Linked DNA regions of Homo sapiens: region 1 is linked to region 2. The links are chromatin loops, found by intact Hi-C in ENCODE. Cell type or tissue: sigmoid colon. All regions are shown on one strand. Links, peaks and the distances in the headings refer to the core of each region. The heading gives the core; the rest is flanking DNA. Region 1 overlaps TJP2 (tight junction protein 2). Region 2 overlaps TJP2 (tight junction protein 2).

The links. A loop is a pair of places that touch in the nucleus more often than their neighbours do. Peaks named below come from ENCODE experiments on the same cell type or tissue, not always from the same donor. Only the 100,000 strongest peaks of a DNase experiment are listed, where the experiment ranks them.
Region 1: it touches region 2 in a loop (2.1-fold over the local background); 3 of 110 quality-filtered maps call a loop at or near these places.

What each region holds. Positions count from the first base shown.
Region 1 is chr9:69,251,113-69,266,182 of GRCh38, reverse strand. It overlaps TJP2 (tight junction protein 2), which reads right to left. Exons shown (of 23, transcript NM_004817.4): 21 at 14,819-15,070; 22 at 13,283-13,368; 23 at 10,975-11,974. The coding sequence ends at 11,809. Among named protein-coding and RNA genes, the nearest start is that of BANCR, 48 kb to the left of the region's middle. In sigmoid colon, for the core only: no CTCF peak of the experiment used is centred there; no DNase peak of the experiment used is centred there.
Region 2 is chr9:69,197,096-69,212,165 of GRCh38, reverse strand. The region is part of intron 1 of TJP2 (tight junction protein 2); the gene reads right to left. Among named protein-coding and RNA genes, the nearest start is that of TJP2, 30 kb to the right of the region's middle. RefSeq lists a silencer at 7,399-7,693. In sigmoid colon, for the core only: no CTCF peak of the experiment used is centred there; a DNase peak (open chromatin) is centred at 7,085.

The DNA of each region.
Region 1 (15,070 bases), core at 8,673-13,672, 50 kb before region 2:
CCCTTTTCCTCGCACAGAGCAACTATTTGTGCAGCAAGTAACAAAGTGGTGAATAGCGACGAGGCACCCGCCTCCCCTTCCCGTCCCACTGAGCATTGCTATCCCTTGGGATGTGAAAGTAAATCAAAACTCGGGAACCCCAAACTCACTAGGCCAAAGGGAAAGATAAGCTTGGGAAATGAGTCACAAAATACTGCCTTTCCTTTTGTTCTCAGATGGGTGTCATTTCACAGCCCTGTGTCATAGCCTCATCCATAAGCCAGGCTCCCACAAGGATAGGAGGCCAAGTATCTCCTCAGATGGCCTCTCTCAGAATTTGCTCACAAGGAAATTTCTTGTGAGCCCCTAAATCTCTCCAGATAAATATCACCCCCTATAAACTAGCCCTAAAACCAAGTTCTGTTCAATCGCACCCGACAATGTCAATTGCCCAGCTTATCGACAAGGACGAGACCAGAAATCACCCCTCCACCCACCCTGAGAAAAACGCATAATTGACTTTCCAGCTACTCCCTCTCTTCACGTTTACTTTATCATATGTAAAATATAGATTTACTGAGCACTAATCAGAGCCTCAGGAGAACATAACCATTTGCCTCACTGCCCACCCTTCCTCCTTTATTTCCCTCCTGCTTGTCCTTTTCCCTTTAAATACTGAGTTCCCAAAACTCTCTTAGGAAAGCACAGGTTGCAGGTTTTTTTCCTGGGTGCATCCTCAAACTTTGGCTAAATAAACCTCTATCGACTCCTCTTAGGCAAGTTAGTCCAAATGGGAAAGACTAGGCAATTAATTTCCTTTTGCCTCTGTCACATGCGTATCTATTAATGAATAACTAGTGTTCAATTTAGGAGATGTTAATTAACTTAGTCCTAAAGGGTTAGGGTTAGAGTTAGGGTTAGGGTTAGGGTTAGGGGTTAGGGGTTAGGGTTAGGGTTAGGGTTAGGCACAGGGAGCCCGGCAGCTGCACTTAAAATTATTATCTAATCTCCTGCTTATGTGCTAGAGAACATTCTATTTCTTTAGAGAATTATCAGAATGCTTTTTCCAGGACCATGTCCACAAACCTAACCTAACCTAACCTTTGCTAAACCTAACCTAATCTAGCCTAATTTAACCTAACCTAACCTTTGCTAACACAGCAATCTTTCAGAACAGCAATCTTTCAGAAAGCACAGCTTTGGGAAATAAAATTCTAAACCACAAAAATATATTCCCCATGTTCCCCTGAATCTCTATGTCTTATTTCAACCCATTTAAACTGTAATAGCCACAGAGAACAGGACCTGAAAACATATGCTCATTAGTTCCCACCAGAGCCTGGTGACAGAGCCCGTCTTCCAGAGGAAGCCGGAGACCCACGCAGGGAGCTACAGAGTTCCTTCTGCATGCACTTTCAAAATGCTGGCTCTCCTTAAGGCCGTGTGGGTGCTGCACGTTGCATGGGACTCGAAGGGGAAAGAGGAAGCAGCAAAGAGGTGAGCAAGGGTTGCAAACTCAATGCCCAGAGACATTAGGAGGGCCATATGAGTGAGTCAGTCTGGGTGAGTGCTGTCTGTACGGAGCAGCAGCCACCCAGCTCCAGCCTACAGTTGTCATGCAAGGATGGATGCCCAGCACCACCAAACTTACCTTTTTTTTGTTTTTCTTTTTTTAATATGGAATCTATCTCTGTTGCCCAGGCTGGAGTGCAGTGGTGTGATTTCAGCTCACTGCAACCTCTGCCTCCTGGGTTCAAGTGATTCTCATGCCTCAGCCTCCCGGGTTCAAGCGATTCTTATGCCTCAGCCTGCCGAGTAGCTGGGATTATAGGCATGCACCACCACGCCTGGCTTTTTTAATTTTTAGTAGAGACGGGGTTTCACCATGTTGGCCAGGCTGGTCTCAAACTCCTGACCTCAGGTGATCAGCCTGCCTCGGCCTCCCAAAGTGCTGGGATTACAGGCATGAGCCACTGTGACCCGCCAAAACTTACCATTTTTAAAAAGAAAAGTCCCAGCTGGGCACAGTGGCTCACGTTTGTAATCCTAGCACTTTGGGATGCCAAGGTGGGCGGATCATGAGGTCAGGAGTTTGAGACCAGCCTGACCAACACAGTGAAACCCCATCTCTACTAAAAATACAAAAAATTAGCTGGTCCTGGTGGCGTCTGCCTGTAATCCCAGCTACTTGGGAGGCTGAGGCAGGAGAATCGCTTGAACCCGGGAGGCAGAGGTTGCAGTGAGCTGAGATCACGCCATGGCACTCCAGCCTGGGCAACAGAGCTAGACTCCATCTCAAAAGAAAAAAGAAAAGAAAAGAAAAAGAAAAGTCCGAAATCTGGACTTCATTTTTAAATTTAAAAATGTCATCACCTCACTCAGGCCAAATAAATCGTATTTTGAGCTAGGTTAGTTCCATGGGTTCTGTCAGTTTGCAGACTCAGCTCTAAAGTGCTTTTTAAAAATGTAAATAGAGAACCATAAGACATGATCAACAAACTGTTTCAAGAGATCCTCCAGAAGGGAGCTCTAGATGGAAAGAGAGGGAAACTGGACTCAAAAGCACGAAACTGTTTTGAATCTAGACTGTATGTGTGACTTATAATCTGAAGGACTCCAACCAAGTTACAGAACTAAGGTATGGATTACTAATAAAATGGACATAGTCACACCTGCCATTCTTACTATGCAGGGCTGTTACAAAGAACAAATCAAACTATTCAGGAAATTTTATCGTAAACTCTAAAGAATAGAGCAAACTAAAAAATTTACAATGTTGAACGTGAAGGCAGAGAATAAGTCATATTTAGTCCATAATGCCTGTGTTTATCTGCACACAGAGGCAGTCAATAAATATTTAATTGACTTAACATGCCTTCCTGCTATAATCCAAATCTAGAGAATTAAATGACCAACAAAATAGTTTAGGTGATTACTAAGCATAATAATTCCATAATGACTGATTAGTGCTAAAACTACTGATCAAAATTCCCAGACTTACTGAAATTACATGTCAGTGTGTAAATTTTTGTCTGGTAGAGATGCAAATAATTTCTGTCTAGTGGAAAAGATATTTACAAAGGTTATCATTTACTGTTCTGTAGGTAATTAATCAATTTTGTATCAACTCAAAGTTCTTATCCGAATATTTCTTAAATTGCTTATATTAATATTACCTAGTTCCTCAAATGCGCTTTAAACGAGTCTTAACATTGTATTGGTTCCCTCTTTTAGTACTGAGTTCATTTTATACTTGCATGAGAATAATTTCACCCCTTTGAAAATTACACTTTAACATTAGTCTGGTCAAATTAAGATCTTAGCAGATTTTCTCCACTTCTACTAATGTTTTCCAGTTTGTGTCAGTGGTGTCAAGTGTTGAAGTTTAAACCAGGCATGATGTGAGAAAATCATTATGTCATCAACCCTCTTTTGTCATAAAAGCAAATAGTGAATTTCAATTTATTTCTCTCCTTATTAATTCACTCCATTTTTCATATAGGGCACTGATAAGAATACATAGGTGAATACAGATACACCTCCCTTAATGGAACTTAGAAGCAAGTGGGGGCCAGGCGCGGTGGCTCACGCCTGTAATCCCAACACTTTGAGAGGTCGAGGCGGGTAGATCACCTGAGGTCAGGAGTTTGAGACCAGCCTGGCCCACATGGTGAAATGCCATCTCTACTAAAAATACAAAAATTAGCTGAGTATGGTGGCATGTGCCTGTAATCCCAGCTACTCGGGAGGCTGAGGCCAGAGAATTGCTTGAACCCGGGAGGCAGAGGTTGCAGTGAGCCGAGATCGTGCCATTGCACTCCAGCCTGGGCCACAAGACCAAAACTCCATGAGGAGGAGGAGGAGAAGGAGGAAGAGGAGGAGGAGGAAAAGGAGGAGGAGAAGCAGCTAGTGGGAAGCAGATTTGTGCATCAATAACTAGAATGCCAGAGGATATAGATAAAGGGATATGGGAGCTTTTTGAAGAAGTCAATGACAAATTTGATTGGGGGCATCAGAGAAGGCTTGACAGAAAATGTGACATAGTAACTGGACCTAGAAGGATAATAGGGTTTTAAAAGATGGTAAAGAAAGAGGAAGGATATCCTCCAGTGGAGGGAGCCACAGAGAATTCAGGGAGTGCTTCCATATAATCAGAGCATACGTGAGTTTTGCAGGACGAAGTTACATGGAAAGGATTTGGAGGTTTATTGTTACATAACAACTCACCCCCCAACTCGGTGGCTTAAAACAACCCTTGTTTATTATTTCTCATACATCTGTGGGTTGGCTGATCTAGGCTGGACTCAGCTAGAGTGCTTCTGTTTACATCTCTCTCGTGCTGCCCTGGGCACACAGCACCTCTCATGGGTAGCAGAGGTGCAAGACAACAAGTCATATGGCCAATCCAAAGCCAAGGGTCAAAGAAATAACTTCTGACCTTTAGTGGGAGGAGCTGTAAAGTCACAGGACAGAGGACACAGATACATAGAGGACATAGAGGGATGAAGAACTGAAGCCAGTGATGAAGTCTACTATAGGGACAGATGGTGTGGAAAATCATTTTGAATGCTGTAAAAAAATTAAATTGAGACCGGGTGCGGTGGCTCACGCCTATAATCCCAGCACTTTGGGAGGCCCAGGCGGGTGGATCATGAGGTCAGGAGATCAAGACCATCCTGGCTAACATGGTGAAACCCTGTCTCTACTAAAAATAAAAAAAATTAGCTGGGTGTGGTGGCACGCGCCTGTAGCCCCAGCTACTCGGGAGGCTGAGGCAGGAGAATCGCTTGAACCCAGGAGGCGGAGGTTGCAGTGAGCTGAGATAGCGCCATTGCACTCCAGCCTGGGTGACAGGGTGAGACTCCATCTTAGAAAAAAAAAAAAAAAAAAAGAAAAGAGAAAAAGAAATTGGTTCTAGGCAAGGGGAAGTCATCACTGTTTTTCAAGCAGGAGGGAGACATTCTCAGATCTAAGTTAGAAAGATGATTCTGCCTGCTAGCTGAGTGGAGGATTAGAAAGTTTACAACCATCTGAACTAGGGTAGTGGCTGTGGGAAAAGGGACAGAGGGACAAGTTAAAAATAGTTATTAAGTATAATAAAGTAGGTCATCACTTGGAGGAAGAGTAAGAAAATCAAAGACACCACTCAGGTTTCTAAATTGATGTGGCAAAACCATTGACAGTGATAATAATACTAGCTGCTTTTATTGAGCACTTACTTTGTGCCAGCCACTATTGCAAACATTTTATATATGCGATCTGATTAACATGCCACAAAAAACTTAGGGCATCATGTTAGTTATAGTTTTCCATTCCTATTCTATAAATGAGAAAACTGAGGCTTAAAACATTTAAGTAAGTTGCCCAAGGTTTTACAGCTTGTACCTGACAGAGCTGGAGTTTGAATGAAAGTCACTTTGATTTCAGAATCTGAGTTCATAATTTTTGTGGCTGCCTCAGAAGGATGGGGATAATAAGAGAACCAGCTTTGGGGAGGAACTAACATCTGATTTGGGATAGGGACTTCATTCGTGGTTTTTATATTCTGACTCACCATATTATTTTGAGTAATAAAATGCCAGTGTATTTATAGATGTATAACATCATTTTAATATTTTAAAATATCTGGTGTGAATAATTTACATATTAGATTTGCCCAGAAAATCATATGTTTCACTGGGACTCAAAGGTGCATTTATTTGGACAGCATTCAGGATCTAGCGGTTCCCTTTTTAATACCCTTCCAAACTGTCTTGCTGTCATGCCCGTTTCCCAGGCTTCTCATGAGGTGGAGCCGTGTTTCCTGTGTGGAGTCACCATTTCCATTTCCCACAGACCCTATGGTGGGCCCCTCTGTGCTTCCTAATGGAAATGTGTGAGAATGGAACGGGGGCAGAGGGAAGGGAATTAAAGCGGAAAAGAAAGAGCATGTGGTGGGAGATTAGGGAAGGAGGGGGAGGAGAGAGGGGAAGCTCCTGCCCTGCTCCAGCCCTCCCCTCCTTTCTTCCAGGTCCAGGTTCTCTCCATTCCTCTCTCCCCTGAACCTCAGAGGTGGGTCTCCTGGACACTGGGCCCTCTATACCTGCAGGTTCTGCATCCTCGGATTCAACCAACCTCAGACCAAAAATATTCCCCGGGGGTAAAGAAAAACAATAAAAAATACAAATAGAAAAACAATACAAGATAACAACGATTTACCCAGTATTTATACTGTATTGGCTACTATAAGTAATCTGGAGATGATTTAAAGTATACAGGAGGATGTATGTAGGTTATATGCAAATACCACACCATTTTATTTTATTTATTTTTTTGAGACAGCATCTCGTTCTGCCACCCAGGCTGGAGTGCAGAGGTGTGATCATAGCTCACTGCAGCCTCACACTCTTGAACTCAAGCCATCTTTCCACCTTAGTCTCCAGAGAAGCTGGGACCACAGGCACGCGACACCATGCTGAGCTAATTTATTTTTTATTTTAGAGGTGGTGTCTCACTATGTTGCCCAGGTGAACTGGCCTCAAGCGATCCTTCCCCCTCAGCCTTCCAAAATGCTGGGATTACATGCATGAGCCATTGTACTCGGCCTACCACACCATTATATCAAAGACCTGGGCATCGCTGGATTTTGGTATCCATGGGAGGTCATAGGAAACATCCTCCACAGACACCAAGGGACAGCTGCATTTTCAAAGCTCAACCCATGTCTCTCGGGATACTTTCTTTCTGTTTTTATTTTTGTTTTTCGAGATGGAGTTTCGCTTTTCTCACCCAGACTGGAGTGCAATGGTGCGATCTCGGCTCACTGCAACCTCCACCTCCCAGGTTCAAGCGATTCTCCAGCCTCAGTCTCCTGAGTAGCTGGGATTACAAGCAAGCACCATTACACCTGGCTAATTTTTGTATTTTTAGTAGAGATGGGGTTTCGCCATGTTGGCCAGGCTGGTCTTGAACTCCTGACCTCAGGTGATTCACTCCCCTTGGCCTCCAAAGTGCTGGGACTACAGGCGTGAGTCACCGTGCCCGGCCTCTTTTTGGTGTTTTTTTTTTTTGAGACGGAGTCTCGCTCTGTTGCCCAGGGTGGAGTGCAGTGGTGTGATCTCAGCTTACTGCAGCCTCTGCCTCCTGCGTTCAAGCGATTCTCCTGCCTCAGCCTCCTGAGTAGCTGGGATTACAGGTACTTGCCACCACGCCCTGCTAATTTTTGTATTTTACTTAGAGACAGGGTTTCACCGTGTTGGCCAGGCTGGTCTCGAACTCTTGGCCTCAAGTGATCCACCTGCCTCAGCCTCTCAAAGTGGTGGGATTACAGGCATGAGCCACCGCACCTGGCCCCAGGATACTTTCAGTCAGGATCTTCTTCCCCAGTTATCCTTCCTAGACAGACTCAAACTCAGAAAGACAGAGCAACCTGGACTCTCGAAGGTGGAACGGCATCCGAGGACAGTGCAGAAGCAATCAAACCACATTCCACTTCTTATTGCGCAAAATAAATGCCAAAGTGCTATAAGTGCCTTTGCAGTCACTAGTGTGGGGAATATAAAATGTGCCAATTTTCTATCTATGTATATATAAATGAGATTTAAAATAAAAAGCAGGATGGAAATATGTTTTATCTGTCTCTGTATATATACACAAACATATATACATATTATTTGCCATTCAGCCTTTTGTCTCATTTATTTCACTAAATATTATTTTTAAATATGAAGTATTTTTATTTTTATTGGAGTTTCAGCTCTATTATTCAAATTTCATTCATTTTTGTTTCTTCATTTTTAAGGCTTTTCTTTTTTTTTTTTTTTGAGACAGAGTTTTGCTCTTGTTGTCCAGGCTGGAGTACAATGGAGCCATCTCGGCTCACTGCAACCTCTGCCTCTCGAGTTCAAGCGATTCTCCTGCTTCAGCCTCTCAAGTAGCTGGGATTACAGGCACCCGCCACCACGCCCAGCTAATTTTCTGTATTTTTAGTAGAGACGGTGGCTCACCATGTTGGCCAGGCTGGTCTCGAACCCCTAACCTTAGATGATCCACCTGCCTTGGCATCCCAAAATGCTGGGATTACAGGCATAAGCCACCACGCCAGCCCATTTTTAATGCTTTTCTATTCATCAAATTTGCTCATCTTTATTTAAAACAAAATATAGGCCGGGTGCGGTGGCTCTGTAGTTCTGTAGTCTGTAGTTCCAGCACTTTGGGAGGCCAAAGTGGATGGATCGCTTGAGCCCAGGAGTTCAAGACCAGTCTGGGCAACATGGTGAAACCTCTTCTCTACAAAAAAAATACAAAAATTAGCTGGGCATGCTGGCACACACCTGTAGTCCCAGCTACTTGGGAGGCTGAGGTGAGAGGACTGCTTGAATCCAGGAGATCGAAGCTGCAGTGAGTTGTGACTGTACCACTGCACTTAAGCCTGGGTCAGTGAAACTGTGTCTCAAAAAATAATAAAACAAAAACAAAATTTATAATACATGTATATCCAGAGTATATATATTGTACAAAACCTATACATACGTGTATATGTATGTAAATAATTCTCCCTTTTTCTGGTTCATTCATTCACTCATGCTTTAACACTAAACAAAAAGGATGGCTGTAGGGTGGCCTACATGGTAAACAGGATGAGGGACTGCGATGGTTAATTTTTATGCATCAACTTGGCCGGGCCATGATGCCCAAATATTTGGTCAAACATTATTATGGTTGTTTCAGTAAAAGTTTCGTTGTTGTTGTTGTTTTATTTAGGAGATTAACACTCAAATTGGTGGACTTTGAGTAAAGCAGATTGCCCTCTGAAATGTAGGTCGGCCTCATCCAATCAGTTGAAGGCCTTAAAACAGAACAAAGACTGACCTCACACCAGCTAGGAGGATTGGATTGCATCTCTCCCCTGGGTCTCCAGCCTGCTGGTCTACCCTTCAGATTTTAGACTTACCAATCCCCTACAACCCTGTATGCCAATTCATTAAAATAAATCTCTTTCTCTTCACATATGTATATGAAAGCTAGAACTGGCAAAATGACCCCAACTGAAAAGAGGTTCGAAAAGGAGGGAGAAGATTGACTGGGAACCTTTCTCTTAAAAGACAGCTGCGATTGCTTAAATGGACTGTTCCTAACCAACTTTACTTCATATAAAGAAATTTGTTAGTGTCAAATTACTACTGATGTTAGTGACATCAGTAGCATCTGATGTCATTCTGGAAGACCCATCGCTCATCTATCTCACTGGGCTAGAAGCACAGGCATAATTCTATCATAGATGCAGGTGCCGCTGGGGCCACACTGGCTTCTGGAGAGCTGCAGAGTCCTGACGGCGCAGAAAATGAACACGGCTCTCACTCATGGCTCTATCTTCCCTCTACTGATACTCTTCTCCCTGTTTCTTCATTTGCTTAGCATCATTTTTTTTTTTTCATTATGTTCCATGTATACTGTAGGCAGCTTTAAATCTTTCCCAGAACAAAGGAGGATATGAATAAAAAGGGGTGGTGAAGGCACTGGGGGTCCATCAGGCACACTGCTGGACATTCTGAGGAACAGTGGCACTGCCCGCATCACAAAATTGCTGGAACCAGACGACAACCCAGCTCCTGCTGAAAGCCTCCTCGCCTCCCCACCTATGTTTGCAAAGGGCTCATTCCTGGATTTAAAGAACACAAACAAACAGTCTTATCATATAGTTAACTAGTACATTTTTCTCCTGTTCACAAAAGGTGGCTTTTATTTATGGAATATGCAAATTTTAGTCAATGCCCTGAGGAGTGTTCAGAAATTCGAGATACATTAAATGATTTATAAGTGACAGCACCCATATTGGAAGAGACATAAGCAAGGGCACCTTTATAGTATAACTCAGTTACCAGTAAGCCAAATTTCTGCCACCACTAAAACACAAGCCTAACTCCTTTGTGTCAATTCATATCATAAAAGACCCTTAATGGAACCAAGACTCTTTTCTCCTTTTCCAAATTCATTGTTCTTTTTATTAATACAAGCCGAAATTCCTAATCTGTCTTGCTTAAATTCTAAATTTATTTTAGTACTTCAAGAATGTAAGTGGTGTTTGGGCATAGTGGCTCACGCCTGTAATCCCAGCACTTTGGGAAGCTGAGGTGGGAGGATTGCTAAAGGAGTTCAAGAACAGGACCAGCCTGGGGGCAGCAAAGCAAGACCCTGTCAAAAAAAAAAAAAAAGGGAAAGAGAGAAAGAAAGAGAGAGAGAGAAGGGAGGGAGGGAGGAAGGAAGGAAAGAAGGAAGGAAGGGGGGGAGGGAGGGGGGAAGGGAGGAGGAAAGAAAGGAAAAGAAAGGAAAGGAAAAGAAAGAAGAGGAGGAGGAGGAGGAAGAAGAGGAAGAGGAAGAGTGGATGTGGGGGTGTAAATTGATGCAACTTTTCTAGGAAGCTATTTGGCAGTAAACATCAAGGGCCTTAAAAATGTTCCTATTCTTTTACTCAGTAATTCTACTTCTGAGAACTTGCCTGCAGAAAAATACTGAAATGCTGATCAATGATATACAAAACTGGATTACATACAAAGAGGTGCATTTCATGTTTAAAAAAAAAAAAAAAAAAAAAAAAGGCAAACAACTGGAAATAATCCGAACAGCCAACAACAGAATTGTTCACTTATGAAGCAGCCATGGGATATATTGCTCTGTGGTTGTTAATGATGATGTGTACACCACGCTTTAAATACCTTGCTGCACAGTTGTAACCACTTGAGAAATGTTAGTGATAGAATGATAAACAGAAAAAATAGGAAATAGAACTACAAACACAGTACACCCTCAAGTATCATACACACAGACATCCACAAATACGTAATTGGAGAAAATACACCAAAATTATCTGAGGGATGGGATTATGGGTATAATTTTCTTTTTCACGTTTCCATTTTCCAATGTTCGACAAGGAGGTTAGTAATCACTTCTATGATTAGTAACTGAAATAAAAGTTGCATTTAAAAATAGGAAGTAGCATACAAATCCACCACAAAGAAAATTACGGATTGCAATGTATTCCTTTTTATTAAATTATAAAACTGTTGTCAATACATGTGCTTTTGGAAATAGTGTTTTCCTCAAGTATCTGCTTTTGTGCAGCACTTGGGTTTAAACAAACAACAAATTTCGATACCAACTTCTTGGGCTTCAAGCTATTGAGCACTTATAGCCAAACTATCAAGTATAGTTATGATATAGACAGTCCAAATTTATGGAAAATATTACAAAGACAAATGCCTTGAAAAGATGACACAGTGCAGGGAAAACTACAGCTATTAAGCTGGTATAAAAACTTAGTCAAAATGTTTTAGTCCATTATGGCTCTGCCTAAAGCTTCAAAGGAAGAAAATTTAAGACACTTCTCATCCAAGGCACTTAAAAGAGTTGCAATAAAGTACTTCTTTGAATTTAGTTTGAGCCCAACAGTATTTTTTATTCCTTTTTCACATTCTGACTCACACTGAAACAGTCCTTGAAGGCAGCTATTAATGAGGAAAAATAGTTATTGCTTCTTAATATACATATTACAAGTACGCAAACAGAATACAGATTTCGGTCCACTGAAGCAAGTAACAGGATCTGACTGCAGTGTTCTGCTTAATTCTGAACAAAAAGCCACAGACTCCTCTAACCCAGTCCCACAAACAGAGCCCTCAGTTCTGAATTTGCACCAGCTGTCCCCTGGGTTCTCCATGAGGACACACGAGCTGGAGTCCCACCACGTCTCCATGGTGCATTCTAACTGGAGAAGAACCATCCCGGCGGCCTGGCAGGAGTGGCTAGTCTGATGCCATGCAGGCAGGCCTGGGAGAGTCCGTGCTCAGACATCTATAATTCTGTGTCCCGGTATCGGGCAGACTGGCCATAGTAACCGCGCTTGGAGTGTTCTGACAGCTGCTGGCGGTACTCCTCCTCCTCGGCATCACTGCCATAACTTCCTCTGGTATCCTGATAAGGTCTGGAAGGAGCTTTCTGTGGCTCAGGGGGTCTGGAACTAACAAAAAAAGGGTGTTAAAGACATTCCAGAGCACATCCATGTCCTCCGGCTGCCCGGGGAGGCATGGCTCTGAGCACAGTGACTGGGTATCCCGAGCAGATCACTTACCTCTGAGCCACATTCTGCAGAGCAACCAGGGCATCCCTGGTCCTGCTCCAGGTTCGTAATAGGTCAAATCCAATGCCCACTTCGGCGGTGAGTGAGGAAGCCAGCCAGGTGCTCCCTGACCTAAGAATCTCCCTGTTGGACAGGGGGTGCCCTCCTTACCCCTAAGCTCCCTGGCTAGTCTCACCCAGCAGCGAGGTCTCTGCCAGTTTCAGTCCATCATAACCAAGAACTCTTTGTTGCCAGAGGCAACCTGGTTGACTGTGTTACCACTCAGCTGGTAAAGAAGAAATTTGTTTCCAGTTTTCTATCACTGGAAAACTAGACTTCAGCTTCCAGTCAGAATGGCCACAAGAGGCTGGGTACAGTGGTTCACACCTGTAATCCTAGCACTTTGGGAGGCCGAGGCGGGCGGAGGTCAGGAGTTTGAGACCAGCCTGGCCAACATGGTGAAACCCTGTCTCTATTAAAAATACAAAAACTAGCTGGATATGGTGGCACACACCTGTAATCCCAGCTACCCGGGAGGCTGAGGCACGAGAATCGCTTGAACCTGAGAGACGGAGGTTGCAGTGAGCTGAGATTGCACCAGTGCACTTCAGCCTGGGCGACAGTCACTCTGTCTCCAAAAAAAACAAAAGAATGGCCACAAGAAAATGTGACTTTTTTTTTTCTATTCTCGGAAGCAGGAAGCAATCCAGTATAAAACTTCAACAGGAAGACACTGTGAACATTCCTACTGTTTGTGTGGCATTTACCAAGACTGCTCATTTGCTTGTCACGGTCCCTTTAGACCCCAGGGCAGCACAAGCGGTCTGACTTTGCTGGATGATGCAAAGGAATTAAGAAGTTTGGCTGAGAGTCAGCAAACAAGACAAAACAGGTCTAAGCCGTAGGAATTCTGCTCATGTGCTAACCATGTGCAATGTAACATAACCAGGCTCCAATGTGTCAAATGTACTGGCTGGAAACATCAATGATTACACTTTGTCAGAGTTTTAGCACACAAGCAAACTATGCTTAAGTTTTGACTCTGTAATCTTTACAATTAAATTTGATGGAATGAGTAAGGCAAACAGTCAATCTGTGGGGAAAAAATCCTCCTGTTACTCTGAAATTTGGGTAAAGGAAATTCTTTCTTCAAGTCCCAGTCCTTGAGAAGTCCCCGCCTTAGACCTGTACCCACTAGGCAGCCCTTACCTCGTGTGCTGGGGCGTGCCAGGGTCTGGCTTGTGCGTTTTGATTGGAACTGCATAGATATCAGGATGCTTCTGGGCAATTTCGATCTGTGGTAATTAAAAAAGAAAAGAATAAGAGTGAAAGAATGAACCACTGGGCACTCTGCTTGCTGGTTTCCTGCTGGTCCCACCCTTTCCCCATATCCTACTTATTTTCCCATCCCATTTCAAGAAGAGGAAACACAGAAGCGGCCTCCTCATTTCCATGGTTATGTGCGGTACACGTCAGACAGGAAAACTATTTAAAAGGAATGAAACTCTGACACATGCTACAACCTGGATGAACCTTGAGGACATCATGCTAAGGGAAATAAGCCAATCACAAAAAGACAAATAGTGTATGATTCTACTTATAGGAGGTTCCTACACTGTCCAATTCACAAAAAACAGAAAGTAAAGGAGTGGGTGCCAGGGACTGCGGGGAGAGGAGAGTGGTGAGTTAGTATTTTATGGGTACGGAGTTTCACGTGGGAAGGATAAAAAAGTTTTGGGGATGGATGGTGGTGATGGCTGAACAGCAATGTGAAGGTACTTAATGCCGCTGAACCGAACGTTTTAAAATGGTTGAGGCTGGGTGCAGTGACTCATGATTGTAATCCTAGCACTTTGGGAGGCTGAGGAGGGTGCATTGCTTGAGCCCAGGAGTTCGAGACCAGCCTAGCAACATGACAAAACCTTGTCTCTTCAAAAAATACGAAAAATTAGCTGGGTGCAGTGGCATGTGCCTGTGGTTACAGCTATTCAGGAGGCTGAGGTGGGAGTATCTCCTGAGCCTGAGAGGTGGAGGCTGCTGCGAGCTGTGATCACACTGCTACACTCCAGCCGGGGTGACAGAGGGAGACCCTGTCTCAAAACAAAACAAAACAAAACAAAATAAATAAAAGAAAAAAGTGGTTGAAATGGTAAATTTTATGTTATGTATATTTTACGACAAGAAAAGAAAAATGCTCAGATGTACTGCTGCTGTTGTGCTAGACCTGAAAGAAAACTCCCACATCTACTGGGCAAATATACTCCACAGACCTTTAGTTAAATTCTTCTTTGTTTGAAAAGTTCTATGTGCATATGGTATACAAATTCAAACAGCTCAAAAAGTACAATCTATGGGCCTTTCTGTTTTAGCACCCAGTTTGCTTGGTTTCTACGGCAAATCTGGGAGCCAATGAAGACACGTTTAAGAAAAAAAAATCACATTCTAATTAAAACGACTTCCGAGAGGCACTGATTCCCTCCTCACACTTCCTCATTCCAGAACTCTATACAAAGTTCTGTGTATAAAGAGCAGAATCTTCTTCCCCTATATTGTCAAGTTTTCTTCTTTGGAAGAACAAGGGACGTGCTGGGAGCTGGCAATCTGAAGTGACATACACAGCACCTGCCTTTGGTGCAGTGCATCCCTGCCACATCTGCAGCAGCAGCAAAGGGGCTGTTCGCTGTTATGTTGAAATCAAACTTATTTAAAACTCTTATTGATGATGTGTAGTTTAAAAACAATTACCCTTGCATTCTGTGCTTCCTGGAGCTCCTGCATTCTCTGTAACCTGGCCTTGTGATCCATCTTCTCAAATATTTTGACTTTGCCCAGGACTGATTTGGGAGCATTATCTTGCTCCTCACTGCTCTCTCCCACCTCCTCACCCTCTTGAGGAGGGATGGGAGTGGAGGGCTTCAGTATAGACCGCCCAAAGGTAGGTTTTGCTGCAACAGGAGGAGGATAACCTTTGGTAGATGCCCCAGGAGTTTCATTACC
Region 2 (15,070 bases), core at 4,516-9,515:
GGCAAGTTTTCTGCATGTTTATGTCTAAAAATATCCTTAGCCTTATCATAGGGTATGCCCAATTGGGTGATCTGCGGGATCTTTCGGCTTTTTCTCCATCTGTATCACTGAGTATGAAAGATGAATGTCTTCATAAATAGACCACTGGGACTTCCATCTCTGACAATATTCCAAAGTAGGTATCCAGAAAAAACTACAACTGGTGGTATCATTTTAAAAATAATAATCCATTAAATGCAGGCTGCCTGTGAGAAAGCTAGAAATGCCAAGAACACTCAGAACCACAGAGATAAGCCAGCACTGAAGCAGGCATTTAGAGGAGGCTGGGGATCCAAACAGGGTGGGAGATCAGGTCTGGGTGGATCTATTAGGGGAAAAAAATACCAGCACACAGATGGAGATGCAGTGACTGTCTCATCCTTGGCTATGGGTAGAGTGGAAATAACTAAAAATAAAACCCTGGAGAATTTCTATCAACAGACCTGTATTCACACAGGTTTGGGCGTTCATATTACAGACGTGACCACACCCTGCCAAACACTCATGCCTACTGGGGCTCTGCACTGGCCATACCACCAAGTACACAGAGGCAGATGCGAATCCTCTCCAGAGATCACACTCAAACACAGCCCTCAAAGATTCCCCAGATAGTATGTATCCAAGGAAATGAGCCCACAATTTAAACATGCACATCACCATGAGTGAGAGGTAAAAGAAACATAAACTGAAGAATCAAAGACTTTAAATATTTGAAATACCAGCCACAGACAAAAATGGAGTATCTATAATATGTGTATATGTTGGTTTTTTGTTTTGTTTTGTTTTGTTTGAGACGGAGTCTCGTTCTGTCGCCCAGGCTGGAGTACAGTGGCGTGATCTTCACTCACTGCAACCTCCGCCTCCCAGGTTCAAGCGATTCTCCTGACTCAGTCTCCTGGGTAGCTAGGATTACAGGTGCGCACTACCACGCCCGGCTAATTTTTGTATTTTAGTAGAGATGGGGCTTCACCATGTTGATCAGGCTGGTCTCAAACTCCTGACCTTGTGATCCACCTGCCTCGGCCTCCCAAAGTGCTGGGATTACAGGCATGAGCCACCAAGCCACCCGGACTATGTGTTTATGTTTTAAGAAATTAGAAGAGGGCTGGGTGCAGTGGCTCACGTCTGTATTTCCAGCACTCAGGCTGAAGCGAGAGGATCGCTTGAGCCTAGGAGTTCAAGGGCAGCCTGTGCAACATAGTGAGACCCCATCTCTACAAAAAATTTTTAAAGTTAGCCAGGCATGGTGGCACATGCCATAGTCCCAGCTACTCAGGAGGCTGAGGCGGGGTGATCAGTTGAGTGCAGGAGTTTACGACCAACCTGAGCAACATAGTGAGACCCCATCTGTATATTTAATAAGAAAAAAAAAAAAAAAAAAAAAGAACTCAAAATACCTGAAAAAGGCCAGAAGAAGAGATCTGTGCTACCAGCAATCCTGGGACTGGGTGGTGAATGGGGCCTGGGGTGCCAGGGACGCAAGCAGCCCAAAAGTGCAAGATTTAGATTAAATGAAGGCCCATCAACACAAGGAAATATGTAAACATTCCAAAAGATTATTATCTAAATTATGTAAAACTCCCCAATTACTTAAAGTCTGTTCACTGTGACGACTGTTCTTCAATTTTAAAAAATAAAAGTGAATTTTCAGGTGAAATTTTTGTATCCTACTCATCTTTGTCCCATTATCTGCTACAACAGTGTCTGGCACACAGAGTAGGCACTCAAAGTTTTTTCTTTTTAATACATCTAGAGATGGATACACTATTCATTCATCATTCAATTAATATAACTGAAGCACTGACTGCTGCTACTTTTTTTTTTTTTGGGGGGGGGGGGGGACGGGGTCTCACTCTGTCACCCAGGCTGGAATGCAGGGGTGTGATCTAGGTTCACTGCAACCTCTGCCTCCTGGGTTCAAGTGATTCGCATACCTCAGCCTCCCGAGTAGCTGGGATTACAGTTGTGCGCCACCACACCCAGCTCATTTTTTTGTATTTTTGGTAGAGACACGGTTTCACCATGTTGGCCAGGCTCATCTCAAACTCCTGACCTCAAATGGTCCGCCTGCCTTAGCCTCCCAAAATGCCGGGATTACAGGTGTGAGACACCGTGCCCAGCCTACAAATTTTCTTAAAGAAAGTTTGTATCAAATTCGTGGCTCTCTGCTTCTTTGATAGCATACGTGAGGTGGGTGAACTAAAAACTCAGGTGCTCATGGTCTGACTTTCTAGATGTGCTCTATAGCCATACCTCTCTGGAATTCTGCATGTGTCTAAAACAGCATTTTCCAATATGTGGAAGCACAATAAATTTTCCAATATTTTAATGAAGTTGTACATATTTGTTAAAAAGTTTTTTTGTTTTTTTTTTTTGAGATGGAGTTTTGCTCCAGCCCAGGCTGGAGTGCAATGGCACGATCTGGGCTCACTGCAACCTCCGCCTCCTGGGTTCTAGCGATTCTCCTGCCTCAGCCTCCCGAGTAGTTGGGATTACAGGCATGCGCCACCACACCCAGCTAATTTTTGTATTTTTAGTAGAGACAGGGTTTCACCATGCTGGTCAGGCTGGTCTCAAACTCCCAACCTTAGATGATCCGCCCACCTCGGCCTCCCAAAGCGCTGGGATTACAGGTGTGAGCCACTACGCCCGGCCAAAAAGTTTTCTTAAATGGAAACAGAAAGCAGAAACCGGGTCGGGCGTGATGGTTCACGCCTATAATCCCAACACTTTGGGAGGCCAAGGCAGGTGGATCACTTGGGGCCAGGAGTTCAAGACCAGCCTGGCCAACATGGTGAAACCCTATCTCTACCAAAAACACAAAAAATTAGCCGGGCGTGGTGGCGCATATCTGTAGTCCCAGCTACTTGGGAGGCTGAAGCAAGAGAATCACTTGAACCTGGGAGGTGGAGGTTGCAATGAGCTGAGATTGCGCCACTGCACTCCAGAGTGAGACTCTGTCTCAAAAAAAATAAAGAAAGAAAAGAAAAAGAAAGCAGACACTCAACTGAACTCCTGCAGTAAGTCAGAATTGGTTGCCCTTTTCCATTTCCATAGAACACCTTACTAACTCCTTGCCAACTTCAGTTTTAGATGTGGCCTTAGTAAAACTAAGCCACTACCACCCAGAAATGACCTTATGAGCATGCCCACTTCTCCAAGCTCATCTTCTCAATGCCTTCTTGTACCTTAAAGCTGTCAAATTTCAACAAAGTGAATTAATCTAGAAGTTGTGGTAAAATAAATATATTTGCCAACTCTTCTTTGGATATAGTTATAGCCCCATGAATTAAGGGGGAAAAAAAATTACATGACATCCTCCCCACAAAACTTACTTTAAAATTATCAGGAAAAAAAACTAACTGGGACTATGACAATCATCCCCAGGATTGGGCAATGCTACATACCAAAAAAATGTTGAATATCCCAAGGAGCTGTGCTATTATAGAGAATATTTTTATGAGTACATTACTTTTAAAATACATTTCTATTTTGGAATTTAAAACTATAAACTCTTCAAAGTTTTGGATTTAAATTTGTTTATCATTTAGCCAAATAAATGAGTTCCTGCAAAATTTTATTTTTTAAATGTGGCTCAAGTAGAATGAATCTGGCTTTTGAAATTCACAGCCCTTCAATAATGGGATGCTACCATCTTTAAGTGTCCTGTGATGCCTGCAAGCGTAATTTAAATTAAATTTGTCAGAGAGACGATTAATCTCCTACCACTACCACCACCAATCAGACCTTGCTATTAACTTGCCTGGTGCCTGAAACCAATCAGATTGCGAGGCTTCTTCTTACCTATGGTTAACGGGTAATAAAATTAACTATTAGCTACTTAACATAATATTCAAAGAATATATGCTCTGCTAAGCCAAGTGATAAAGAGAAAATCTTAATTGTAAAGGAAGGGAACTAGAGCAAAAATAAATTTTAGTAGCTCTGTTGAACATTAAAAATACACCATAACTATGTATATTTAGCCTACAGAACTGTGACTTTTTGGGAAGGTCTCACAGAAAACTCTTCACTGTGCACTCATTTGTTCATTTATGCAAAAACATTTATTAAGCATCCACCTTCTGCCAAGCAAGTGGTTTGTGGCACTTCAGAGACATCAGTGAATAAAATCGCCAAAGCCCTTGGGCAGCTTACCAACTAACTACAAGTGTACCCAAAGAGCAAACTACTGAGTGTCTTTCCTGCCTCATTTATATAATTTTTCAGAAACACAGAGCACCCCACATAATCATCCTTATTCCTCAGAACATCAGCTCTAGGAACATCCCTGGGCACAGGCTGCCAGGGTGCAGCAGCTTAGCTGAGAGCTGTGGTCCTGACATTCAAACTAGGCCACCGGGCTCTGGTCCCACCCACCACCTTGTGCTTGGCTATGCGCAGATCAGACTTGCTAGCAATATCTGACCTCTCTCTGAATGACAGCAGGTAGCTGCTTAGCACCAGGGGGAGCTTTACAGGCAGGCCCATAGAAAGAGCACGCATATATCAGAATTAAAGGTATGCACATTCCACGACCCAGTGATTCCTCTACCTGGGCAGAGGCACCGGGAGAACCGTGTGACTAAATGCACAAGGACACATGTATAGAGTATTCACAGCAGCAATGTTCCCAACAGCCAAAACTTGGAAAATATCCCAGTATCTCTCAAGGGCAGGATGGACAAATTGATACATTATTAAAATACAATGTTTTACTGCAATGAAGACGAACAAACCAGTCACATAGACCACCACAAAAGGGATGCATCTCAAACATAAAGTTGAGCAAAAAAACACCCCAGAAGGATTTGTAGAGTGTGATACCATTTTTATATAGCTCAAAAAACAATGTTTTACAACAACTTGAATATACTTAACACTACTGAACTGTACATTTACAAATGGTACAGACAGTAAATTTTGGTATGCGTTTTTCACTATAGTAAAAAATTGCCAACAAAATTAATCTATTGTTTAGGGGCGTGTGTGTGTGTACGCACGCATGCAGTGGAAATATAAAGAAAAAGCAAGGAAATGAAAAACATAACATTCAGGATGAGGTGACCTGGGCAGGAGGCAGAGTATGGTGGGAGGTACACAAATTTCCTTCGTGTTTTGTCTTGGTGATGGTCTGCAGATATGTGTAATGGGCTCATGGCATTTGTTTAATTATTATGCTCCATGATTTAGATATTTAATTCTTTTATGGTACCAAACATTTCATAAGTTTAAAAAATAGGGAGATGAGGCCGGGCGCGATGGCTCGCGCCTGTAATCCCAGCACTTTGGGAGGCCGAGGCGGGTGGATCACGAGGTCAGGAGATCAAGACCATACTGACTAACATGGTTAAACCCCATCTCTACTAAAAATACAAAAAATTAGCCAGGTGTGGTGGCAGGCACCTGTAGTCCCAGCTACTCGGGAGGCTGAGGCAGGAGAATGGCTCGAACCCGGGAGGTGGAGCTTGCAGTGAGCCGAAATCGCGCCACTGCACTCCAGCCTGGGCAACAGAGCAAGACTCCGTCTCAAAAAGAAATAAAAAAATTAAATAAATAAATAAATAAATAAAAAATAGGGAGATGAGTGGGTGAACACCAAAATGAATACTGACTCCTGGTGAAGGATCTAATACCCAAGAGGTACGAGTATATTTAACAGCAAATTTTTCAATGCAGTTAGAATTTTGCAAAGTGAAGAGGGGATAATAATTTCAACTGGAAGGAGGGCGAGTTGAAGGATGGTACCAGTAATTTGAAAGGGGCAAAGAGGGTAAAGCAAGGCAGGTGCGGTGGGCAGAGTGGGGACGCAGGTTAGGTCTGGGGAGTTGTGGGGGGAGGTGTATGCAGAAAACGCCAAGTCACCTTTTTAATCCAAGTGTCAACATTCTATCCATTAGGAGGATCTTCAATGTGCTTTCATCATCTTTCCTTATCACTTTTACTTTTCACGTAAGTAGTGTTCATGACAACCCCCTTTATATCTAACAGGTCATTCTTAAGACCTCATGGAAAGTTAAAAGTGAGCTAACTTTTCTACCATAAACAAAAAACTTAATGCATTAACAGTAAGGTTTTTGTGTGACAAAAGAAGAGAAAGGAACTAAGGCAAATAGTTACTTATTGTGTTTTTTTTTAATCTTTTTATAAAGCTTTTTTCCTTTGAAAAATCTTGGCCAGATAGGTAAAAATCCTATATATTTTACATAAAGAATGTAGAAACATGTTAAAAGCCAACCCCAAAACAGATACCGAAGTGTTCACTGCCCAAAGTCCCCCTGAACAGGCGGCTTTTAGATTCTGTATCCACAGACTGCTGCTGCCCAGTGATGGAGGTCAAAGCTAAAACCAAAGATTAATCGCAAGCTGTCCACGTAAGGGACATGCTTCATAAAAGTCTCAAGCCATCAAAGTAAACACTCACACATGTTCAAACTGTAAGAGGAAAAAAGAACATGTGAAAAACACTTTTTCTTCTAAGTTAGAAGCCTAGACATAATAAGAATATAGATTTCTGCAGTGTAAGAAAGCAAAAAGTTTTATCCCAAAACAAGAAATTCTCAAACATGAACAAACACAAAAGCCAGTATGTTAAGCTCTACCCAGGAAGCAAAACCATTACAGATTCCTAGCACATGGAAAACAGCAGCCTTTGATCCACAGATCCAGTAAGAGGCTATCAGTTTCACATAGATCTGCTAAAATTAATACAAGTATTTTTAAAAACCCACCAGTGACTACAACCTACAATCTCACAATTTGTTGCTGAAAGATGCCAGAAGCACAAATCAATCTGAGGATAAAGGACTCACTGTGAGAATGGTTTTGCTTCCCTCCCCTTCCCATGAAGAAAGGTTGGGGAAAACAAGGGGAGAGCTTGCAGAGGGACTCACACGGCCTTTCCATCTCCTCAACTTTTTAACAGCCTGGATCCACATCCTATGTAGGGCTTGAGCAGTCTTCATGGTCTCTGGAGATGCATGGGCCAGGCCACCGCCTACATTCCGGGCTGCTCACCCATTTCCATCACTCCATGTGGTTACGTAAGGCGGATACAATAGTGGCCCACATTTCCAGCAAATCCTGTTGTCATCTCACACAGTGACACATCCATATGGCAGGGATGCCAAACGCTTTGAAAAGCACTACTTATGAGCAAAAAAGAAAGCAGTTTGGATTTGCACCACTTCAACAGCTTTCTTTCTCTCCCTCTCTCTCCCTTGCCAGGGAACTAGAGCATCCGAGTAGATATTTCTTTTAAGCACATAAAATGATTCAGCATCTAAGTTGACAGAATTGAGTAAATGAGACACTTTAGAGCAACATTATGGAAAAGAATATTTAGAGAAGTATTTATACAGTATAGACCCTCTGATACACACACACACACGCCAGCTAGAAATAAACTAGCAATGTTTCAGGTCAACTGAATGGCTAATGTTACACAGAAATTAAAAAGCATGAAAAGAAAATGTTTTACGTCCTTGGAGATAACAAGGGGAAGATAAGACTCATTTGGTGCTGCTCAGAGACAACTCAGGGACAGAATGCTTGCTCAGCAAAGTTCCACTGTCTAACCTTTTTGTAAACTTAGCAGATAAAAGAATAACAAAGAGCCCTGCCGTCTGTTCTTTGTCTTTACCACTTGGGGAGAAGGGAGGGGTGGAGAAGCAAATTTTAGGTTTCTGAACATCTAGCAAAGATTTTATGGGATGCCTGGGGCTTGGGAGCTGGGGTTAGGAATTCAGAAGTCTGGTCTTGGGGAGCCTCTGGCCAATTCTTGCTACCATAGTGTATGTTATATGCCAATGGGCTTGGCCAAACAGCGTGCAAATGTAAAGTGTGCCATTTGATTTGAGGCTGAGATGTATATAAATCTGGACCATGAGATGGCCACCATCTAGGAAACAAGGAGAAGCAGAGCCAAGAAAGTGATTTTTAAAGTCACAAGATCTGGAGTGAGATCCTTGTCCTGTCACTTAGCTGTGGGGCGTTGGATACACTATACCCTTCTTTATACAGTGGCGATAAAACCATCTACACTTCAGAAGGGCAATGTCGGCAAGAAATGAGGCAATCTCTACAAAGCACTCGTGCTGGTGCTGGACAGGCACTGGGAAATGTGTGTCCTTCCCTAAGAGTTGAGTTCTTCATGTTATGACAGTTAAATGAGATCAAAAATGAATACAAGTTTATGTTTCAAATCCTACACTTTGCCAGGCGCAGTCACTCACGCCTGTAATCCTAGCACTTTGGGAGGCTGAGATGGGCAGATCGCTTGAGCCAGAAGTTCAAGACCAGCCTGGCCAACATGGTGAAACCCCATCTCTACTAAAAATAGAAAAATTAGCTGGGCATGGTTGTGCACACCTGTAGTCCCAGATACTTGGGAGGCTGAGGTAGGAGGATCACCTGAGCCCAGGAGGCGGAGGTTGCAGTGACCTGAGATCGGGCCACTGCATTCCAGCCTGGGCCATAGAGCGAGACCCTGTCTCAAAAAAAAAAAAAAAAAAAAAAAATCCAGGCTGGGCACCGTGGCTCATGCCTATAATCCCAGCACTTTGGGAGGCTGAGGTGGGAGGATCACCTGAGGCCAGGAGTTCAAGACCAGCCTGGCCAACATGTTGAAACCTCGTCTCTACTAAAAACACACACAAAAAATCCGGGCATGTTGGCGGGTGCCTGTAACCCCAGCTACCCAGGAGACTGAGGCAGGAGAATCACTTCTCCTGCAGTGAGCCAAGATCCCACCATTGCACTCCAGCCTAGGCAACAAGAGTGAACTCCGTCTCAAAAAAATAATAATAAATTATTTATTATATAAATAAATGGGTACAAAGGAGGACCTTGGAATCTAAGCAAGTGTCCAAACCTCAACCTAGGCTATGCAGACATGTGCAGGCTCTGTACACACCAGCCAGGTTCAGCCCATGGGCTGGCTCACTAGCTCCAGGTGCAGAGGAGCCTGAGAACCCAGGCAACTCGGGGAGGGTTCAGGCCAGCCCACTCCTTCACTCTGACAGTCCTAAGGAAAACACCTGAGCTTATCCTCATGAGGAAATAAATACTTCTTTCCCTTAAGTTCATGCATACTACCCAGAAGTCAGAGGTGTCCTAGAATTTAAGAATTCCAGATTCTTCTACAGTGATTTCCAGAGGTCATAGTTTCTAGCAGCAGTAATTCTTTTTTTTAATTGTGCTGAAGAATATATAACCTAAAATTTATTATCTTAACCATTTCTAAGTACAGTTGGCCCTTGAACAGCAAGGTTTGAACTGCCCTGGTCCACTTATCCATGGGTTTTTTTCAATAAAAGTTATACAGAGTGTGCCTGCCTCCCCTGCCTCCCCTTCACCTCCTCCACCTCTTCCGCCTCTGCCGCCTGGGCACAGCAGGACCAAACCGTCATCTTCCTCAGCCTACTCAACATGAAGACAATCAGGATGAAGTCCTTTAGGACTATCCACTTCCACTTAGTGAGTAATAAATGTATTTTCTCTTCCCTAGCTTACTTTACTGTGACAAAACAGTATATAATACATATAGCATATAAAATGCGTTCATTGACTGTTTATGTTATGGTAAGTTTTCTGGTAAACAGCAAGCTATTAGTTAAGTTTTGGGGGAGTCAAAAGTTATACATGGATTTTTGACTGTGTGAGGGTCGGCACTCCTAACCTCTCATTTTTCTAGGGTATACAGTGTAGCACCTGCTAAGGTTTGAATGTATGTGTCCCACCAAAACTCATGTGCTGGAACCTAAGACCCAATACAGTAAGTGTTAAGGGGAGGAGCTTTTAGGAGGTGATTAAGAGGGCTCCAACCTCATGAATGGGATTTGTGCTCTTACAAAAGGGCTGGAGGGACTGAGCTAAACCCCCTTGCTTTCCACCTCTTCTGTCATGTAAGGATACAGCAACAAGACACCATCTTGGAAGGAGAGAGCTGCCCTCACCAGATGCCAAATCTGCTGTTGCCTTGATCTTCAACTTCCCAGCCAAAACTGTGGGCAAATAAATTTCTGTTTTTTATAAACTTCCCAGTTACAGGAGTAGGAATTGACTAAGACAGTAGTATATTCACACTTCAGAATATACTGAACTCAAGAACTCTTCATCTTGCAAAACTGAAACTCATGCCTATCAAACAACTCCCCATTTCCCTCTCCCCTCAGCTCCTGGCAACCACCATTCTGTTTTGTGATTCTATGAATTTGACTACATTAGACACATCATATAAGTGGACTCACACAAGATTTGTCTTCCTGTGATTGGCTTACTTCACATAGCATAATGTCCTCAAGGTTCGTCTACGTGGTGGCGGCGTATGTCAGAAGTTCCTCCCTTTCTAAGGCTGAATAATATTCCATTGTATGTATATGACATATTTTGTTTATCCACTCATCTGTCAACAGACACTTGGGTTACTTTCACCTCTTGGCTATAGTGAAAAACGCTGCCATGAACATGGGTATGTAAATATGCCATCACTAATTCTTTACTCATTCATTCAACAAATGTCGACCAAGTGCAATGTGCTCTGAGGAACAAATGAAGAGCAAAACAAATAAAGCACTGCCCTCAGGAAGCTTTGCAGGAGCCAGCATCTGATCAAGGCAGGTTGGCCAGGGAGGGTTTCCATGAGCCAGGGACACCGAGATGAGGTCTGAAGGAAAGGACAGGATTAGCGGGGTGGGGAGAAGGGTTTGTTCAGGGTCCAAAGAACAGCACAGGGCAAAGACCTGACAAAGAAAAGGGGGAGGGGACAGTAGAGGATGGCCATCAGAACGTAAGAACAACTGCAGCCTGCTCCAACCAGTACTTGTTCTACCAATGGCATCAGAAGGACATTTTGTGGTGGACAGCTACCTCCATGAGAAGAGCTTATGGGTTTAAGGATGTGCCTTCTCAAAGATTCCTAGCTTCCATACTTACAGACCCAAAAGCAACCATGCACCTGGCCCTGTGGACAGAAAGACAAATCACCCCAAGTTATGATGCAAAGGAAGTCACACAGCCCAGTGGGGAGGTGGGATGTGTAAACAAGCAATTACAATTCAGTGCAAGTACAAGAGCCCACCAAGAGGCTCATTCATTCGACATATACTCCCTGAGTACTTATGCCATGTCAGATGCTGCCAGGGGATATGTGCCAAACTCGTTTCCTCACAGGGAGGATTTTAGCAGAGAAAGCAGACAAGAGTCAATATATATCATCATCTCAGGTAGTAATAAGTGCCATGGGATGGCAGACTGGGAAGAATTAATCCTAGGAAAATCTGAACAGCTCTCCAGATTGCTGCGGGAACAGCAAATGCAAAGGCCCTGGGGTGGGAAACAAGCTTAGTACATTTAGGAAAGAGAAAAGGTGACATGGGCTGGAGCAGGGTGAGTGGTGGGGTTATAGCAACTACATAAAATGTGAAGCGAGGCCAGCCCCCATGGTGGCTCAAGCCTATAATCCCAGCACTTTAAGAGGCTGAAGTGGGAGCATCAGTTGAGCCCAGGAGTTCAAGACTGGGCTAGGCAACAAAGCAAGATCCTATCTCTACAAAAAGAAAAATGTTAAAATCTAGCCAGGTGCAGTGGCATGTGCCTATAGTCCTAGCTGCTCAGGACACTGAGGCAGGAGGATCACTTGAGCACAGGAGTTGGAGGCTACAGTGAGCTATGATCATGCCACCACACTCCAGCCTTGGCAATACAGTGAGATCCTGTGTCTAGAAAAAAAGGTGTAAAAAACCACAAAACAGTGTAATTGATGGCACAGGCGGGTTGTTAACTGAGGATGAGAGGCCTGGGGTGGAGGGAGGTATGTCCCAACCACAGGGAGGCTCCCTCTCCCACAGCTCCATGCTGAAGGATGACTAACTGGTCAGGTGGGTGGGCATTCTGCATAGAGGGAACAGCCCGTTCAGAGCCAGGAGGGGTAACCTGCAAGGGTGTTCAAGACATTGCGAGTACTCAGTGCGGCCGGGCAGTAAACTGTTTAATAACACACACAGGATTTCACGTTCTCAGCAGGGACAGACATGTCAAAACAGCTTAATCTATGGCTTGGGAGCCTTAAAATGCATATTCACCTCAGAAATGGGAGACAAGGTAAGTGTGAAAACTGGAGAGGAAGGAAGTCATTAACATTTGGCAGGGCACCACACCCAGTACTAAATATACAATTTTTCCCTGAATGCCCACAACCCTGTGAGTTAGCACCACCATCCCCATTTTACAAATAGGGAAGCTGAGGCCAGAGAGTGTACACAGCCCACCACTGTCAGAGATGGGATCCGAGCTGCTGCCTGACTCCAGACCCTCGTCTCCATGAACAATGTCATGCGTGCTTTCCACATGCTGAGTCCTTAATACATGTTACTGGATAGCTGGAAAGAAGGAAAGGAGGGAGAAAGGAAAGAAAGGAAGGAAAGACAAAGTAAGACAGAGGGAGCACTAAATGAAATCAGCCAGGTTCTCAGTAGCTCCAAACAGCAGATGTGAAACTTCGGGAGGACACCATCCAATAAATGGGCCAATGGTTTTCTGCATGATGTTTCCCTCTGGTGCGTGCGTACGTGCATGCGTGTGTGTGTGTGTATGTCTGAGACAGGATCTTGTTCTGTCGCCCAGGCTGGAGTGCAGTGGCACAATCAGGGCTCACTGCAGCCTCAACCTCCTGGGCTCAAGCGGTCCTCCTGCCTCAGCCCCGGAGTAGCTGGGACTTAAAGGCACATGCCACCACACCTGGCTAATTTTTTTTAATTTTAGTAGAGACAAGGTCTCGCTATGTTGCCCAGGCTGGTCTCGAACTCCTGAGACTCTTCCTGCCTTGGCTTCCCAAAGTGCTGGGATTACAGATGTGAGCCACCACGTTCAGCCCCCTCTGGTATTATGTTGTGTCTGCTATGTCATTTTACAAACGAACTCAAATCCTTAGAAAGGGATAGTGTAAAGAAACAGCTAGCTGGCCTAGGCTGGTAGGTAAACCTACCTCCAGATGAAAAGAGGACTTTTATAGTTCCCCACCTGCCCCCAGGAAATTGGTTTTAACTATTGTGAAGAATTTAGTCAAAATTCTGCTTACTGGACAAAACTTTGAAACAGCTGTCTAATAACAAAACAGGAAATGCTTTTTCCCAGAGAAGGCAGAAAATGAGTTCAACTCTTGTTCTTCCAAAAACGAATAATTTTTAACATTATAAACCAAGTCCTTTTGGCTTCAGGGCACTTACCTGTGGTCTATTCAAACTTAAACCCCTCTTGGTAGCAATAAACTAGTTGCCACCGCATCCAACAATACTTTCTGTAGCGTTTGTTTTACAAACAAAACCCTTTCATCGTTTATTCCACAAGTATTTCAGTTTCACATGTGATTTCACCAGCTCCTTACCCTCCCTTCACAATGCACTGAGTGCCGGCAGTGGATGATTAAATCTAGTGTATGCGATGTGCTCACAGCACACACTTCACAATGGACACAGCTTGCTTATGACCAAGTTTAACAGCAAAAAGCAATAAGCTTAGAGAGGGGTTTGTGATAGGTCACCAGAATCAACACAACTAGATCCCAGACCTACTACTGAAGAGTGCCAGGTTTACTGAGTTGTGTTTTTTAACCACATTCTCCTTTATTTACCTAAGGTAAATTTTTTAGCGTGCATTTAAATAGATAATAAAGAATTGAGAAAGGTGGCCGGGCATGGTGGCTCACGCCTGTAATCCCAGCACCTTGGGAGGCCAAGGCGGGCAGATGACCTGAGGTCAGGAGATCAAGACCAGCCTGGCCAACATGGTGAAACCCCATCTCTACTGAAAATAAAAAAATTCGCTGGGTGTAGTGGCACATGCCTGTAGTCCCAGCTACTCTGGAGGCTGAGGCAAGAGAATCGCTTGAACCTGGGATGCAGAGGCTGCACTGAGCTGAGATAGTGTCACTGCACTCCAGCCTGGGTGACAGAGTGAAACTCAGTCTCAAAAAAAAAAAAAAAAAAGAATTGGGAAAGGATGACAGGGTGCCTGAGGCAACCTGTAGCTTTCAAAGCAGTTGTGTTGAAATGCAAACAGCAATAAATTTAAACTCCAAAAACAGACCTCCATCCAAGACTGCGCCTCAATTCACCCATGAGCTTGGGCGCTCACTCAATTCCACTGCTGCTTCATCAAACGATGGCATCATCACCCATTTCACAGGGTGAAACCAGGCAAACCCCATGAAAGCACTCTGTAAAATCCAGGCTGGTAAACCTTCCAGTGGGAGGTAGACAATGGTGTCCACATAACACAGTGGCAGGAGTTCTGGAGGCCGTCACACACACCTGGGTCTAAGCTCAGTCCCCCTACACACTCTCCAAGCTCTGTGATCTGGAACAGTTCACTTGGTAAGACTTGGTTGCCTATCTGCAAAATGAGGTCAAGATCCCTACCCTATTAGAATTCTGAGAACTGAATAAAGTAATGCTTCTGGAGAGCATTGCTCAGTACCCATCACAGGATAAGCACTCTTGATAAGGGTTTTCCATCATTAATATTGTAGCAGCAAATAAGCTGACCACTCCCAAGTAAGAAAGTCTGTTTTCTTCCTCTCAGAAGAGCATTACGAACACATGGTAGAAAAAAAGAAAAACAAAACCAACAAGTACATCACAGAACTCAAGAAAATTGAAAATACATGTGTACACAACAACTTGTATACAAATGTTCATAACAGTATTATTTAAAATAGCAAACAAGTGGAAACAGCCCAAATGTCCATCAACTGATGACTGGATAAACGAAATGTGGTATATCCATACAATGAACTGTTACTCAACAATAAGGTGGACCAAAGTATCTACACATGCTACAACATGGATGATCCTTAAAAATAATATAAGCAGGGCCAAGCACGATGGCTCACGCCTGTAATCTCAGCACTGTGGGAGGTCGAGGCAGGTGGATCACTTGAGTTCAGGAGTTCAAGACCAGCCTGGTAAAACCCCATCTCTACTAAAAACACAAAAAATTAGCCAGGTGTGGTGGCACTTGTAATCCCAGCTGC